Linked DNA regions of Homo sapiens: all the other regions are linked to region 3. A link is a loop called in an ENCODE intact Hi-C map of the cell type or tissue named here. Cell type or tissue: endothelial cell of umbilical vein. All regions are shown on one strand. Links, peaks and the distances in the headings refer to the core of each region. The heading gives the core; the rest is flanking DNA. Region 1 overlaps ARMH3 (armadillo like helical domain containing 3). Region 2 overlaps ARMH3 (armadillo like helical domain containing 3). Region 3 overlaps ARMH3 (armadillo like helical domain containing 3). Region 4 overlaps ARMH3 (armadillo like helical domain containing 3).

Region 1 (4,228 bases), core at 760-3,259, 90 kb before region 3:
GCTGGGTGTGGTGGCTCACGCCTGTAATCCCAGCACTTTGGGAGGCCAAGGTGGGTGGATCATGAACTCAGGATATTGAGACCATCCTGGGTAACATGGTGAAACCCCATCTCTACTAAAAATACAAAAAATTAGCCGGGCGTGGCACACGCTCCTGTAGTCCCAGCTACTCGGGAGGCTGAGGCAGGAGAATCGCTTGAACCCAGGAAGCGGAGGCTGCAGTAAAGCCGAGATCACGCCACTGCATTCCAGCCTGGGCGACAGAGTGAGACTCCGTCTCAGAAAAAAAAGGAAAAAGGTACCCTATTCCTATCTTACCCTAAATCTGAGCCAAAGGTCCCGATGACTGGACAAAGTGCCAGTGCAGGCAGGGGACACAGATTTCAAGCCAAGCACAGCCCCAGGCCCAAAGGAAGCAGGATGTAGCTCCAGCTATATCTGAGAGTTGATCTGTTTTCAGAAGCCGAGCAGAGCCACTGACTTTCAGGGTGCTGGCATTACCCTGAGGCTTGCCTCACCAGCTCCCGAAAATTAGTCAGTAGCTACAGCTTGTAACCTCAAGATTGGAAATGTGAGGGGCTGTTTAGGGAGCCCACTCTGGAAGTCCCCACATTCCTGGAGGCCTCTCCCCACTGTGCCCACCCATTCCTCCCCAAATAAGATTATCCCTGGCTTGACCCTCCTGCCCCTGCTGCCCAAGCTCCATTGAAGTGCGGTCTTCACCAAGAGAACTTGGTATCTGTGTTTCTCTCCAACCTCGGGGGCAGCCCCCTCTCCCCTCGCTCCCCCTCCAGCCCATGATCCTCATGGGTAAGGGCAGTCAGAGGCTGCTCAGGTAGGCGTGGCCTCAGGAGATAGTGGAGAACTCCTTGAGCAGGACTTCTTGGCTGAGTGTGTGGAAGGCCAGGTTTCTCCGGACGTTGGTGCTAATGGATCGAACCTGGGAAAGGGTAGTTGGGGAAGGTGGGAGGGCGCAGCCAGAGAGAAAACAGGAGAGAGTCAGTTCTAAACGGCAGAGGACAGTGCCTGCTACACGGGGCACTAGAAGTCTCTCTCTTAGGAAATGAACCCTTAACAGCTATTATCCCTGCAGGCAAATGAGCAAACAGTTCCTTGACAGCAGGGAAGGAGAGAAGAGGGGTGGACAGGAACAAACTCTGGAGGATGTAAGAAGAGCATCTGGGCTCCTGGGGAGGTAGAAGCAGGCACAGACAAGAAAGGAGGGCTGAGGCTGACATCTGTCTCTGCTTTGGCTATGCAGAAGGGGGACTGGGCTGCTCAGTGATCTGATGGAGGAGGAGAAACTGAGGCCAGAAGACTCATGCTCTAGCACCACCTCTCTTTAGATGTGTTTCTAGTCTCTTCACTCTCCCTTTGGATTTATTTACATTTTGGGGTTAGAAGGAGCATTTAGAGATGCAGTCCTTTTCTGGCACAGATGGCAAGAGTAGGATCCAAGGAGGCCAATTTCAATGGCCAGGGCCAGGTGACATTGCTAGTGAGTCCCAGCTTGGGAGCAGGGCCGAGGGTTCTTAACTCCTAGTCTAGCACTCCTTCTAAAGATGCCTGCCCACTCGAGAGGAAAGTCTGGGGCGTATCCTTGCTGTGTGCCCACTGCTCACCTCACATACTCTCTACCCACAGAACCCTAACCCAGTGTTGCCTGGGTCAGCAGGGTAAAAGCCTGTAGAGAAAGGGTCAGAGGGCCCAAGTCCCTACTCTGAGAGGGTTCCAAGAGGAATCTGGCAGACTCTTCAAGGAGATTTCCCCACAGGAAATAGCTGTGTAGATTGCCTGAGAAACAAAAAGGGGAAGGAGGAGGAGAGTGTGTCTGCCCTGGGCCCCAAAGTCTCAGGAGCTTTCCTTCAATTTCTGCTATGCTATAGGAAACTTAATGAAGTCATCAGGAAGGAAGCAGAGGAAAGGGCAGCATGGCAAACAGCAGGAAACTTGAGCTCATTAGCTCCAAACTGGACCAGACCCTCTTTGCTCCCCTGTGCCAGGGGAACAAATATGAGCAGAACTGAGTAAGGCCGTGGTGAGTGTCTCAGAGCCTCGAGACACCGCTCCCGTAACCCTCTCCAGCTCCTCACAGATTGCTCTCTGTTAACCATTTGCTCCCAGAACTTCCTCCACATCAACTTAAAGACTTGCCAACCATCCCATAAAAATGTTCCACTCTGCTATCACTTTACACTAATGGTTTCTGTGTTCCAAACTAACTCACCCCAGAGCATGTCTTCCTGACCCTGTGGAAGTCCAAAATCCTGAGGAATGTCATGTCAGGATCAGAGTTGGGCTGTGTTTAGCACAAGACAAACGATCTAATACGCAGTGCCTTCACCACAATTGGCATGGGGTAAGTAAAAGCTGAGCTGACGCAAGTTCAGCCCCAGCAGAGGGAGGTCTAAGGACAGGGGAAGTGGGTACAGAGGCCTGCAGGTCCTGGTCTCAGTCCCCAGCCAGGATGTTTGTGTAAACCAAGCTGGTAGGGTTACAGGACTGCAGGGGGGCTGAGCTTTTCTTGAGAACAGCTCAGAGTACAGGGCAGGAAAGGGACCATCAATAGGGCTAGCTCTGTGGAGACACTGACTGGGAACTTAAGTAGGAGGCAGAGCAAATGCTCATGGCTCCAAGTGCCCAAGGGTGGGGGCTGCAGGAAGCTAAGTGATTGGAAAGCAGGGAATGGAGACTGGAGAACTAGATTGGGAGGGGACTCAGACCAGCGGCCAGTTAGGAGTTTAGGAAGACGTGATTCCATAAGAAGGGGAAGAATTAATTACTTTTATTAGTTGCCCTGAGGACAGGTTAAGGAATAATGAGCCAGATCTGCTGCTGGGAACACACGTCAAACCCCAGGCCCAGCTGGAGCTGTGCAAGGGCTGTCTCCATGGCTGCAAAGGAGAAGTAGGCAATACTACCTCGAATAGCATCTTCTCTTACTGCCTGGTACAATGGGGGAGAGAAGTTGCATACCCCATCCCAGCAGACCCCTCAAGTCTTGTTTTATCTGCAGATAAACTGCAGATAAACTGCAGAACCCAGTGGCTGGGGGCGGGCCCCTAAGACACAGGCAGAGGCGGTGGGGCACTCACCAGCTCTTTGAAGAAGGCAGCTTCCTTGTGCTGCTCTGAGTAGCGCTCATACTGGTCCAGGCCATCCTGCAGCTTCAGCGTGAGCGTGTCATAGTTGGCTCTCACCACCTCCAGCACCTGGAGGACATCAAGGGCCAGGCAGGGCTTAGGCCATGCAAATCCCACAACCCTGAGCCCCATTCTGCTGATCTACTGGGTTGGGTTTGGTCTGTGACAACACCCCCAAGAAACCTTGCTTATTACTTATCTTCCAGAAAACAGCCTGGCTACAGGGAGCGATGCCTCAGGTTTCTGGGACCACTTTCTCTCTCTCTCTTTTTTTTTTTTTTTTTTTTTTTTTGAGACTGAGTCTTGCTCTGTCGCTCAGGCTGGAGTACAGTGACGTGATCTCAGTTCACTGCAACCTCTGCCTCCCAGGTTCAAGCGATTCTCCTGCCTCAGCCTCCCGAGTAGCTGGGACGACAGGGGCACATCACCACACCTGGCTGTTTTTTATATGTTTTAGTAGAGATGGTGTTTCGCCATGTTGGCCAGGCTGGTCTCGAACTCCTGACCTCAGGTGATCCACCTGCCTTGGCCTCCCAAAGTGCTGGGAGTACGGGTGTGAGCCATTGAGCCTGGCCAACTTTCTAATCTCTCTCTCTCTCTTTTTTTTTTTTTCCTTTTTGAGACAGAGTCTCACTCTGTCGCCCAGGCTGGAGTGCAGTGGTGCAATCTCAGCTCACTGCAACCTCTGCCTCCTGGGTTCAAGCAATTCTCATGCCTCAACCTCCTGAGTAGCTGGGATTACAGGTGTGTGCCATCATGCCCGGCTAATTTTTGTATTTTTAGTAGAGATGTGATTTCTCCATGTTGGCCAAGCTGGTCTCTAACTCCTGAACTCAGTTGATCCACCAGACTTGACCTCCAAAAGTGCTGGGATTACAGGCGTGAGCCACTGCACCCACCGCGACTTTCTCATCTCTTCTATTCCCTGCCTTTCCTGACCAGCCCAGCCTGGCCACCAAGTCTGTTTACTCTGAGTACGGCAAAAGAGCATGAGAAGAGGTTACAGAACAGTGAGCATCTCAGCTCACCAATATCCCTGACACCACAAATGTGCTCTCAGCCTTATCCTGAAGCTTTCCCTGGCC
Region 2 (4,228 bases), core at 890-3,389, 49 kb before region 3:
GCAGTGGCATGATCACAGCTTACTGCAGCTTCAACCTCCCTGGGTTCACCTCAGCTCCCACCTCAGCCTCCCAAGTTGCTGGGACTACAGGTGCACACCACCACGTCTGGCTAATTTTTCTTTCTCTCTCTCTCTCTTTTTTTTTTTTTTTTTTTTTTTGTAGAGACAGCTTCACCATGTGGTACAGGGTGGTCTTGAATTCCTGGGCTCAAGCAATCTGCCCACCTCAGCCTCCCAAAGTGCTGGGATTACAAGTGTGAGCCACCGCACCCAGCAGGTATACAATTACATATTGACCAAGTAAATCAATCTTGCTATCCTTTCCCCATTCTCCTATGAAATCCCTCTCCATTGAAATCGCTTCGTCTCTGGCCTGCGCACTCTTTTTGAGAGGCACTTTCATCATTTCATTTAACTTTGAAAGAAGTTGGAGGAGGCTGAGGACACGTGCTTGCTAATCATCCTTTCACAGATTGCCTTGTGTGCCAGAAAGGATTTTTATTATTGGTCTGTGGCAGCTACTGCTGGAGAAAGATTTCAGCTTGACCTTCCCAAGCTGCTGGGGGATGAATACTGCACGTGGCTGACAGAGTAAATGTCTCCTTTTTTTTTTTTTTAAAAAAAAAAAAAAGCTTTTAGACTAACCAGAGCTCACTGTGGTAGGAAAGTCACCCCTTCTCTTACTGCATAAAACTCAAGATGTTGAATTATTTTGCATAAAAATGATATAGTAAAATTAATGTGAACTAGTCCAACAAGAAAATGGTAGCATCACAAAGCACCTCACAGACAGCACAGCATCAAAGAACAGGATTCAGGATAGCTCCACAGGCAGAGAGGAAAAAAGGAAATGAAGGCCATTTATAAAAGCAGTTTTAAATGTGAGGATGGATTCTCACAGCTGGGCTCACAAAAGAGAACAAATATGTCAAAGGGAACAACTGACAGACTAATAGAGTCCTATCCATCTGGCTGAGAAAAGAGCCACTGGTGGGAATACTGAGAAGCTTGTCTATTAGGAAAAAGGCTTGCTTGGTGCTTCACTGGGAGAACTGAATAGCTTTGAGGAACACTGAAACACATGGTCAAATCATAGCTGGCTGGCTGGCTCTGCCAGCAAGAAGCTCAAACAAGGGTTACAAAGATGCACTGGCAAAAAAGGAAGAACAGGGCACATATGGTCTTCCTACTGGCTTGGGGTCTATACCCTGGCCCCTCCAATTTGGGAGTAGGATGAAAAGGAAAGGGAACCATGTGAATAGGATGTCTTATTTAGTGCTTTTTAAAAAAGGACTCAAGAGTTTCATTTTGACACATCAAGTTCAATCCCATGCCACGCTAACGCCTCATCTGTACTTTTATATAATGCAGAGCTGAGTGCAGGCACTCTGGGAGAAGGGGAAATCAGGCCAGATTTAAAGAAAACAAAGACACAAGGCTATCTGCATCTCTAACTCAGTCCATACCACAGAAAAACCTCCTCAAAAATAATTGCTCAAGGCAAAGAGAACTCAATTACTAAGGAAAATCTGTCCCAATGAGGGCTCATGTTTTAACGAGCCAAATAGCTTCAAATTAAGCTGAACTCAGGGTTTTTCTAATTGGCAGTTTCATCCATTTCTAAGTTCTCATTTCTTATTTTCAAAAATCAAAATGACTCTCTGCCTAAAATTTTAAAAAAAGAAATGCCTTATCACACTCTAAAACAAATAATTCACCAGATTTTCACCTACATATCTTCTATATAATTAACAAACCCTTCAGATGGCACAAACGCAGACAGCATCACTCTGTATTAAAAGTACTATCAACCAACCCCACACTAATTCCTCTCAGCAGCCTGGCCCTGGTCACTACCACAAAAGCTCAGTCACAGAATCCCCCTGCCATCAGAGAGAAGGCAACTGCTTGATCCTAGCCACCAACTAGGTCATCTGGGGAAAGTAGTGGCTTACCTGCTCCTCTGACAGTTGGGATATGTGATTCACAGCAGCGTAGGACTCAATTTTGGGGTTAAAGTGGTTGATGATGGCTCTGAAACAAAGAATTCGTATTAATATGGTGCCAGATAGAAGAGGTGGATACATCTGTTAAAAAATAAGGATCAAGTACCCTCTGGTTTAGAGTACTAGAGCATGGGACCGATTGTGACTGGGTAACTTCCTCTTATTGAACATGAGGTAGTCACAAATGGGGGTGAATTGATAACTCTGAAGTGGGAAGGATTTACTATTAGACAGAAAATAGAATCAAGCATCTCTGCTCTGCAAATGAACTAACGGAAAAAACCCAAAGCCAAACAAAAATATTGAGTCCTTCAGATGAGAAAGGGAACCCAGAGGGCTGTCCACTAGGGGGCCCTGGTGCTTCAATCAGAAAGAAAAGCTGTCTTGTCTGACTTGGGAGAACAGGGCACTCAGTAAAGCTGGGCCAACAACATATAGGCTAAATAGAAGCAATCTTCATACTTGTTAGTAAATAGTTTCAAACCAAAATTTTATATCCGGCCATTCAACCCAAAAGCTGAGTGTCATTTTAAAACACTCCCTTCTCCATCACTTAGTCACATCCAAAATTACCTAGTCTTATCAAATCTACCTCTTAAAAATCTCTGAAATCTGAAATAAATTTCCCTGAAACCAGTGCCTTGGTATAGGTCTTTGTCATTTCTTGCCTGGTGTAGCAAAAAGAACACAGGTTTTAGATCAGGGTTTTACATGAGTCCATATGAATATAAATGATTCATAGAGAGAGACAAATCTCTTTTTTTCATATATATATATATATTTATTTATATTTATATTTTAGACAGGGTGTCACTCTGTTACCAAGTCTGGAATGCAGTGGCACAATCATGGCTCACTGCATCCTTAACCTCCCAGGCTCAAGCGATCCTCCCACCTAAGCCTCCCTAGCAGCTGGGACTACAGGCATGTGCCAGCATGCCCGGCTAATTATTTTTGTATTTTGTTGGTAGAAACACGGTTTTGCCATGTCGCCCAGGCTCAAGCCTGGGCTCAAGCAATCCACAGGTCTCCACCTCCCAAAGTGCTGGGATTATAGACATGAGCCACAGCGGCTGGCCAACAAATCTTTCTCATAGAACAATTTCAAATAATATATGTAGATACTTCTCCCTATAGGAAATGAAGTTTATTTCTCATTCCTGAGGGTGGGCTAGATTTAGTGATTTATTGCCAAAGACTAGAGTAGCAAATGGGAAACACAGTAACTTTATAGCAAAGAAGCCTGGTAAACACTACCTTAACCAAATGATGAAGCTGTAGATTGCCAGTGATATCATGTAGATACCATGTAACCCTTGGTATGATCTGATGAGAAGGGCACTTAATATCTCAATCTAATCACAAGAAAAATATCAGACAGGGGACATTCTACAGGATACCTGACTGGTATTTTTTTTTTTTTTTTTTTTGAGACAGGGTCTCACTTTGTCATCCAGGCTGGAGTGCAGTGGCACAAACATGGCTCACTACAGCCTCCATCTCCTTGGCTCAAGCAATCCTCCCACTTCAGCCTCCCAAGTAGCTGGGACTACAGGCATGTGCCACCATGTCTGGCTAATTTTTGTATTTTTTGTAGAGATGGGGTTTTGCCAGATTGCCCAGGCTGGTCTCAAACTCCTGAGCTCAGGCAGTCCTCCCTCCTCACCTCCTAAAATGCTGGGATTACAGGCATGAGCCATTGCTCCTGACGCTGACTGGTAGTTTCTTTCTTTCTTCCTTTTTTTTTTTTGAGACGGAGTTTTGCTCTTGTTGCCCAGGCTGGAGTGCAATGGTGCGATCTCAGCTCCCTGCAACCTCCACCTTCCGGGTTTAAGCAATTCTTCTGCCTCAGCTTCCCAAGAAGCTGGGATTACAGGCCCCCGCCACCATGACCAGCTAATTTTGTATTTTTAATAGAGATGGGGTTTCACCACATTGGCCAAGCTGTTCTCAAACTCCTGACCTTTCAGGTGATCCACTCACCTTGGTCTCCCAAAGTATTGGGATTACAGGTGTGAGCCACCGTGCCCAGCCAGTACTTTCTTAAGACTCTAAAAGTCATGAAAAACAAGAGTTGAGAAATTGTCACAAATCACTGGGGAGATATGACAATTAAATGCATATCCTGGAATGGACCCTGGCACAGCAAGAGGACATTAATGGAAAAACTGGTAAAATCTAATTAAAATACGGAATTTAGTTAATAATAATGCCAGTTACTT
Region 3 (4,228 bases), core at 859-3,358:
GCTGAGGCAGCAGAATCACTTGAACCTAAGAGACAGAGATTGCAGTGAGTACAGATCACGCCACTGCACTCCACCCTGGGCAACAGAGTGAGACTCTGTCTCAAAAAAAAAAAAAAAAAGAAAGGAAAAATGAAGAAATGAAGATGTACTTAGGAAACACTCTGAGGAAGGGTCAAAATGCTAAACCTAAAAAAAAAAAAACTATGGCAATTTCTCAAAAAATTAAATACAGAATTATCATATGACACAGCAATTCCTCCTCTGGGGATATGTCCCCAAAAAGTGAAAGTGGGGTCTCAAACAGGTATCTGTATACCCATGTTCATACCAGCATTATTTATAATAACCAAAAAGTAGAAGCAACTCAAGTGTCCATCAACGGATGAATGGATAAGTAAAATGTGATACATACAGACAGAGGAAGATTATTCACCCTAAAAATGAAGGGAATTCTGACACATGCTACAACAGGAATGAACCTTGAAGACACAAGTGAAATAAGCAGTATTTTATAGTTCACTAGGAGCTTTCATATGCATTACATTATATAATTCTCACAACTACTACCTGGTGAAATAGTTGCTATCACCAGCACCCCCACTTTACAGAGGGTGGATAGAGGCCCACAGAAGCTAAGTAACTTGCTCAAGGTCACACAATAAGTGGTAGAGACAAAAGAAAAAAATAAGTTTTTCCAACTCAAATTTCCATATTCCTTTCAATACATCATGGTGAGTTTTCTGTTTAACCCTCCATGTTAAGTCTTCAATGCAGCTTTACAGAAGGAGGCATTATGGTTTGCAAGAAAGAGCAGCCCTGAACTTGGACTTAGAAGACCTATGATTAGGCTGGGCATGGTGGCTCATGCCTGCAGTCCCAGCACTTTGGGAGGCCAAGGCAGGTGGATCATTTGAGCTCAGGAGTTTGAGACCAGCCTGGACAACATGGTGAAACCACATCTCTACAAAAAAATACAAAAATTAGCCAGGTCTGGTGGCACGTGCCTATAGTCCCACCTACTTGGGAGGCTGAGGTGGGAAGACTGCTTGAGCCTGGGAAGCGGAGGCTGCAGTGAGCAGAAATCGCGCCACTGCACTCCAGCCTGGGCGACAGAGTCAGACCCTGTCTCCAAAAAAAAAAAAAAAAGAAGAAGAAGAAGACCTATTATTAATTCTCAGCTTTGCCAAGGAACAAATATGGGGCCTTCCACAATATACAACATCTTTAAGACTCAGTTTCCTCACTGGGAAAAAGTATATTTTAAAAAGTACATAATACACCCTATAGAGTTTGAAGATTAAAGAAGGTAGCATAAGAAAGAGTAGCACAAAGTCTGGCATTTAATAAGTGAGAATAGATGTCAGAAAAAAAAAGGGTAAACATTTGCAGGCTTAGTACTACCTGTATTTTTCCCTGATCTGGCCTTACTGTGGTGACATTCAAACACTTCTTTCCAATAATCTCTTAAGAAAACTGATTTGTTTGTTTTGAGACAGGGTCTCACTGTTACCCAGGCTGGAGTGCAGTGGCATGATCTTGGCTCACTGTAGCCTCAACCTGACCTCCTGGGCTCAAATGATCCTCCCACCTCAGGATCCTGAGTAGCTGGGACTACAGGCATGTGCCACCATGCCCAGCTAATCTTTGTTTATTTTGTTTTTTAGAGACAGGGTCTCACTATGTTGGCCAGGCTGGTCTTGAACTCCTGGGCTCAAGTGATCCTCCCACCTCTGCCTCCCAAAGGGCCAGGATTACAGGCGTGAGCCACTGAACCTGTCCATGACTGGATCTTTTTGCTACTTTAGATGTATACTGAGTCCGGTTATTAGCAACAGTAAAAATGATGTGATTATTGCAGCAAGTTCATCAGAGAAATTTAAGGAATGAAAATGAAGGTATATGCCTGACAGTCATGCAAAGAGAAGAAAGAAGTTACATGGTAACAAGGCTCAGCCCAGTCCTTTCTTAGCTGTCGGAAAAAGGAGAGGTCAAAAGCTTAAATCAGCTGCTTGATGGCCCTTGGGAAGAACACAGACAGCAGCCAAGCCAGAAACCACTGAAAGGAAAAGCAGAAGATAAGGCAAGTATAAAGGAATGTGATCAAGGAAACAGGCCCCAGATGAAAAGGAGCTGCCTGGAAGGCCTACATAAATACATGAATGAGTCAACACAACATAAATTATACCCATATGCACTTCATACCCTAGCCCAGAACCTGGTGACCTGGTGCTTCATTCAAACACCCACATTTGTCATGCTGCCCTTGGGTCATAAACAGATATTTGGGAGAAGGCAGTTTGTAATTCCTGATTCTTACAGAAAATCGCATTTATCGTAAGGCCTCACCACAGTATCTGGATTATTTGCTAGGTGCAGATATGCATTTATTTGTGAGATTTATAAAATTGTGTTTGATGCAAAATGAGTCTGGTGACAGGTAAGGCAGACCAACCTTCACTGCAATCTTGTTAGCACATCTCACCCCATGCTCCCTCATCCCAGCCCTCTTAACACACAAATTTCACACTTCTCCTTTTATGCCCAGATGTGCCAAACAGGGTAGTAAATCACTGCAGGGACAGGGCATTTTACCTTTAAATAAAAAGAAAGAAAAGATATAGGAAAAAAATCACAGACCAGCTTTGTCACACATTAGAATCTATACCAAGTTGTAAATGTGCATTACTATTACTAGGAATGTCTGGCAAGGCTTACATCTGGAGCTAAATCAAGTTCCCCATCTGTTGGGTTTGCCTCTTTTACTCAATGTTAATTTTTCAATTGTTTATAAGAACAGTGTAATAACTGTTGAGAAAATGAAAAATCAAAGGCACAAAGGGAGCAACGAACAGAAGAAAAGTCGAATTTAGGTTTCCCAATGGTGAAAGCACTTTCTCTTCTCCATTTACCAACAGCTCACACCTGTGCATGGGTGGTGCCTCCTCAAGACCCTGACCAACTCCATGCCTGACACAACTTTATGCAATACATACAGCACTCTGTAATTGTCTTGCTGTTTCATAAGCAACCTAAAATGACTCAGCCCCATGGACTCCAATTGCCTCTGTTTACCATAAATAGAAATAGTCACGTAAAGTAAAAGGTCAACATTCTAGATCTCCATGAATCATTCACTGAAGTCATGGAGAAAAGCTGAAAATCTTTGGAGAAAAGTTTTCAGATGACCTATACATAGAGAACACTCTGGCAACTAGCATGCCTGAAAAGGGCTTATAACCATCTCTCAGTAAAAAAATTCACAGAACAGCCAGCACTTTGAGCTGTTTCAATATGATAAAATAAAAGCCTCGTGTACTCCTGCTTTTCTTGATCAAGTACGACAATTTTTCTTCCACTCCTACAGACATCAAGGCTTAAAATAGTAGTAGTGTTCAACACACTTTACTTAGAAAGGTACAATAAACCTCAGGAAGAGCCAAGGAACTCTGCAAGAGATACTTCTCATTCCTTACCTGATATTAACCAATGCATGGGTCACCTTGCTAGCTGCTTCCTTCCACTGGCCTGCATTGGTAGAAAGCCTCAGGACTGCAAAGAAGGAAAGAACACAGATCTGTCAAACCCCCGGCATAAAACACAAACATGAGGAATGAAGACACATCTCAGAATAGCACTCTCAGAATAACCAAACAAAGCCTGCGCCAATCTTCTGTTAAAAACATCCTCAGCTTAGATAAAAATACAAGGGCTTATAGAATTCTCGCAACTATTTTCACTCCAGTTTTTTCTCTAACTTCTTTTCACTTTCTATCAAAATACTCTACTCCTTCTCTGCCTTAGGTTTTCCCTCCCCTCTGCTAACCGGGTTCCATAACTTAATTTTTGCATGCATTTACAATCTGCACTGGGGTGGTGATGTGAGGGTAAACTTGTTGCCATATCTATCATTTCCCTAATGGTGGGGGCTGATTTAGTGGAACTGGCTGGCTTAGTTGATGTCCCTTCCTGCTCTATGTATATGCATAAACTCCTTAACATATAAACTCAGTCAAACAGGACACATCCACATAGAGGATGGTCATGTGTCAATCAAGGATTAACCTTTTTTTTTTTAATTATACTTTAAGTTCTAGGGTACATGTGCACAACGTGCAGGTTTGTTACATATGTATACATGTGCCATGTTGGTGTGCTGCACCCAATAACTCGTCATTTACATTAGGTATATCTCCTAATGCTATCCCTCCCCCATCCCTCCACCCCACAA
Region 4 (4,228 bases), core at 721-3,220, 57 kb after region 3:
GCCCAAGGAGCTGGCTCTGTTTGTGATAGTTTAAGGTTTTCACAGAGGCTGCAGGATTCATGTGCAGGCTCCACATGAGGGTTTAGGAGCAAGAAGAAAAATCTGTGCTCTGCTGGGAATGGGTTCAGCCCAACAGAAGCAAACTGCTACACAGGCAGCGTGGAAGCAGGCAAGACCCTGTCTATTCCGGGCTTTCCTGAAGACTGACAGAAAATCAAAAACCTCTTACCATGGATTAGTAATAAACATCCCTTGGCCCTTTCCCAATACCTTTTCTGAAGATCTGACAAGCCTACAGACTCCAATTACAAGGAACTGTTACAATTTGTGAAAAACAACTCCTTTAAAGATTTTCTTAGAAAGATTTTTGAAAAGCAATTATACCAGGCCCACTGCTAATAAGCAGCTCTTCCATAACCAGCCACCCCTAATCTTGTGAAAAGGAGGTCATCTTTCCACAGAGAACATGAAGAGAGAGAGACTGAGAGAGATCTCTACTTCATGTGGAATATCTTCACCATTTTTCTTAAGAGAGAAAAGAGCAGAGTGGGGAATAGTAAAGGGGGAGGTTGAAGCTATAAATTTAGCTCTAAACTCACTCAAGTTCTGCCATGCCTGTGTGTCACCAAGATACATGGTGAGTTTGAACCTAATTAGTCCAACCAAAAGTGGCTTCTTAAAAAGCCAAAGCATCTCTTCTTTTTTCCCCTCAGCTCTTGTTCCTCGGCAAACTGCAATTACTGAGTTTCCAATTCCCCTCTCTGGCTTTACTATCCACCCCTTCACCCCATCACAGGAAACCTGAGCTCCTTTTTTATTTTTTAAACTGCTCCACTGCCGAGCATGGTGGCTCACGCCTGTAATCCCAGCACTTTGGGAGGCCGAGGTGGGTGGATCACCTGAGGTCAGGAGTTTGACACCAGCCTGGCCAACATGGCAAAACCCCATCTCTACTAAAATTACAAAAATTAGCCGGGCAAGGTGGCACTGCCTGTAATCCCAGCTACTAGAGGGGCCGAGGCACGAGGATCGCTTGAACCTGGGAGGTGGAGGTTGCAGTGAGCCAAGATCATGCCACTGCACTCCAGCCTGGGCAACAGAGCGATACTCCGTCTCAAAACAAACAAACAAACAAACTGCTCCACAGTTTAAAAACACAGTGCTAAACAGCGTGGAAGCAGACAAGACCCTGTCTATCCATGGCTTCATCGAAGACTACACTCTAGTGGGAGAAGACAGATAATACAAAGGGGGAAGATTTTCTCTCCTAAACTTTAGGACCCTAAATGTCATGAGACAGTAATGGGGTGAGGGGAGGCAGGGAAAGATAGCACTTTGTAAAAGACTGCCTAATAGCAGAAGGCTCGTGAGACCTACCTCTGCAATACATGTAAGGATAATCAGACAGAGTTTGCCACTGTGAAGCCTGTGTTCATCTGTAAAGAAAAAAGAAACTCTTCTCTGTAAATCATCCAGATTTACATCATCTGTTTCAATACAGAACAAGGACGTATATCATAAAAGGAAACATTCACACTTTCTCTTCCCACAAAATCCATAAATGAAAATCAAGGTACTACTATAGTAATTCTTGCTTCCCTCCTAGGCAAAAGAATTCCCCCAGAAGATTTATTTTTTTAATATCCTGGTAGTCTGTTAAATGGCTAACCACCTTCCTGAAAGCCATCTAACTCACAATGGTTCCTACTGTCATGGCTCAAATAGTGGCCAGTACTCTCACATCAGCCCTTTGCTGATAGAACTTGAATAGTCAGGTCCATTTCCTTTTCCACCCACCCTCTCATCTGCCAGCTCTAAGCACCACCTACCACAAAATCTAGAAAGATTTCATGACTGCTCATAGCAAACTGGCAATGAAATCAAAAAGAAATTAACTGGAGACTAGGGTCCAGCCCACGCTTCTCCTTGCAATTGTATACTTATGCCCTAGAAAGCTGTGAACTCTTGATCATTTTTCTTCCTGTCAAAGTTACTCATTCAACAAATATTTACTTAGCACTACTATGTGGCAGGCACTGTGCAAGGCACTAGAGATATAGCACTGAATAAAACAGACAAAGGTCCCTGGTCTCTCACAACTCACATTCTAGTTATTAAAAAAGAAGAAGACAACCTCAGTAGCAGGGCTCTAAGCCCACACACAAAAGGACAAAAAAGAGCTAATCCATTACTGCCAAGTACGAGAACCCATCAAGCTTATGTTACTTTCCAGAAACTCTGTGGGTGAAGGAGTGAAAAGGAAGTAAGAAGAGGATCATGCCAGCATAGCCAAAACAGACAAATGGCTCATGATTTTCAAATTAGCTTCAACAGGACCCAGAATGAAGTCCAATCTAGAGAGAAGACCTCTTAATGGATTAGAGTGCTGTAGAAGTTAGCTATTACTATTTACCCTGACATTGACCTGCTTCTTTCTCAAAAATGGGATCTATCAATTAAAACCTGACAATTAGATGGCATAATGGGGATTACAATCCACAAATATACTCACATCTCCTCAGAGATAGGCAATGCAAAAAGAGTAATGGTGACAATCCCTATCTGACACTCCCTGGAGCTTCATCAAAGCCCCGATATAGCCAAAGAGTAATGCCCTTGCCTCCAGAAAACTAGATTCACAACTCTTCTACCCACCTTTAGCCAGTTTCTATGGCACTATCCTCCCACAAACTGATACGCAACTCCCACAGAAAAGCCTGCAGCTATCTCTCCACTTAAAATTTTTTTTAATTTTAAAATTAAAGTGTTTATGAATACAAAACTAGGCTTATTTCATTATAGACAGTCTTTTAAACTCTAAAAAAGCATATACACACAAAACAATGAAAATCAAATTTAATCATACCACCCAAATGTTATAACTGTTAAGACTTTGGTGAATCAACTTTAAGTCTATGCATAGATATACATGGTTTTTACAATTTTTTGCCTAGTATCTATTATAAAGGTTGAGCAGAAGCTTCTTTAAGGTGACACCACCAAAGTCAGAAAAATCCCAAGTAATAAAGGCTTTAAAAGCAGGGGAAAACCCAAGGGAATAGGGGCTGGGCTCAGTGGCTCACACCTCTAATCCCAGCACTTTGGGAGGCTGAGGTGGGATGATCACCTGAGGTCAGGAGTTGGAGACAAGCTTGGCCAACATGGTGAAACCCCTTCTCTACTAAAGATACAAAAATCAGCCAGGCGTGGTGGCATGCACCTGTAATCCCAGCTACTCAGGAGGCTGAGGCAAGAGAATCGCTTGAATCCACAAGGCAGAGGTTGCAGTGAGCCGAGAAGATCATGCCACTGCACTCCAGCCTGGGTGACAGAGTGAGACTCTGTCTCAAACAAACAAACAAAACCAAAGGAATGATAAATACAAAATTCTGGGCCACGCGTGGTGGCTCATGCCTGTAATCCCAGCACTTTGGGAGGCCGAGGCGGGTGGATCACAAGGTCAGGAGATCGAGACCATCCTGGCCAACATGGTGAAACCCCATCTCTACTAAAATACAAAAAATTAGCTGGGCATGGTGGCGCAAGCCTGTAATTCCAGCTACTCAGGAGGCTGAGGCAGGGGAATCGCTTGAACCCGGGAGGCAGAGGTTGCAGTGAGCTGAGATCGTGCCACTGCATTCCAGCCTGGCGACAGAGCAAGACTCCGTCTCAAAAAAAAAAAAAAAATTCTGGAGAATGGAGAGGAGAGAAGTGATTGGGGAGGGACACACAGGTAGCTTCAACAGCATTAATGTTGTTTTATTTAAGTTGGGTGGTAGGTTCACATATGTTCATTTTATTATTATACTTTATAAGTTATGCTATTTATTATAGTTATTATAAACTTTATACCTTATTATACATATCTATTAAAAGTATCTTTTTGGGTTTAAAGGATAAATATATAAGAAAAAGGAAAAAGATAATATCCTCATGGCGGTGGTGGAAACAGAGCCAAGAAAAAGTTGCTTCTATTGCTGCTAAAAACATAATGAGATGCTGTTAGCCAAGGCATGCAGCAGGGGCTGAGGCAGGAAGAAAGCTGGGCCAATAAAGCCACACAGGAGTCATTTTTGAAATTAACTCTTCATTCCTAACCTTGCCCTTTGCCATATTTAGGTTGCCTGTTGGCCAAGACCACTCATTCTACAATTAATCAGCCTTTAATTTTGCCTTCCATTTTATGGATGGCAAGTGACCAAGACAAAGAAGCTTATATAATCACTAA

What was found. Peaks named below come from ENCODE experiments on the same cell type or tissue, not always from the same donor. Only the 100,000 strongest peaks of a DNase experiment are listed, where the experiment ranks them.
Region 1: it touches region 3 in a loop (2.7-fold over the local background); 2 of 110 quality-filtered maps call a loop at or near these places.
Region 2: a loop joins it to region 3, with 2.1 times the contacts of the local background. A loop is called at or near these places in 5 of 110 quality-filtered maps.
Region 4: it touches region 3 in a loop (2.1-fold over the local background); 4 of 110 quality-filtered maps call a loop at or near these places.

Annotation. Positions count from the first base shown.
Region 1 is chr10:101,846,681-101,850,908 of GRCh38, forward strand. ARMH3 (armadillo like helical domain containing 3) reads right to left here. Exons shown (of 26, transcript NM_024541.3): 25 at 3,096-3,212; 26 at 1-940. The coding sequence ends at 848. Among named protein-coding and RNA genes, the nearest start is that of KCNIP2, 5.0 kb to the left of the region's middle. In endothelial cell of umbilical vein, for the core only: no CTCF peak of the experiment used is centred there; a DNase peak (open chromatin) is centred at 1,911; H3K27ac peaks cover 1,670 bases.
Region 2 is chr10:101,887,457-101,891,684 of GRCh38, forward strand. It overlaps ARMH3 (armadillo like helical domain containing 3), which reads right to left. Exons shown (of 26, transcript NM_024541.3): 24 at 1,956-2,034. Among named protein-coding and RNA genes, the nearest start is that of KCNIP2, 46 kb to the left of the region's middle. In endothelial cell of umbilical vein, for the core only: a CTCF peak has its summit at 2,358 (motif pointing right); a DNase peak (open chromatin) is centred at 2,365.
Region 3 is chr10:101,936,390-101,940,617 of GRCh38, forward strand. ARMH3 (armadillo like helical domain containing 3) reads right to left here. Exons shown (of 26, transcript NM_024541.3): 23 at 3,474-3,549. Among named protein-coding and RNA genes, the nearest start is that of KCNIP2, 95 kb to the left of the region's middle. RefSeq lists an enhancer at 2,220-3,419. In endothelial cell of umbilical vein, for the core only: no CTCF peak of the experiment used is centred there; DNase peaks (open chromatin) are centred at 2,092 and 3,072; H3K27ac peaks cover 2,141 bases.
Region 4 is chr10:101,993,920-101,998,147 of GRCh38, forward strand. It overlaps ARMH3 (armadillo like helical domain containing 3), which reads right to left. Exons shown (of 26, transcript NM_024541.3): 16 at 1,378-1,436. Among named protein-coding and RNA genes, the nearest start is that of ARMH3, 60 kb to the right of the region's middle. In endothelial cell of umbilical vein, for the core only: no CTCF peak of the experiment used is centred there; a DNase peak (open chromatin) is centred at 1,942.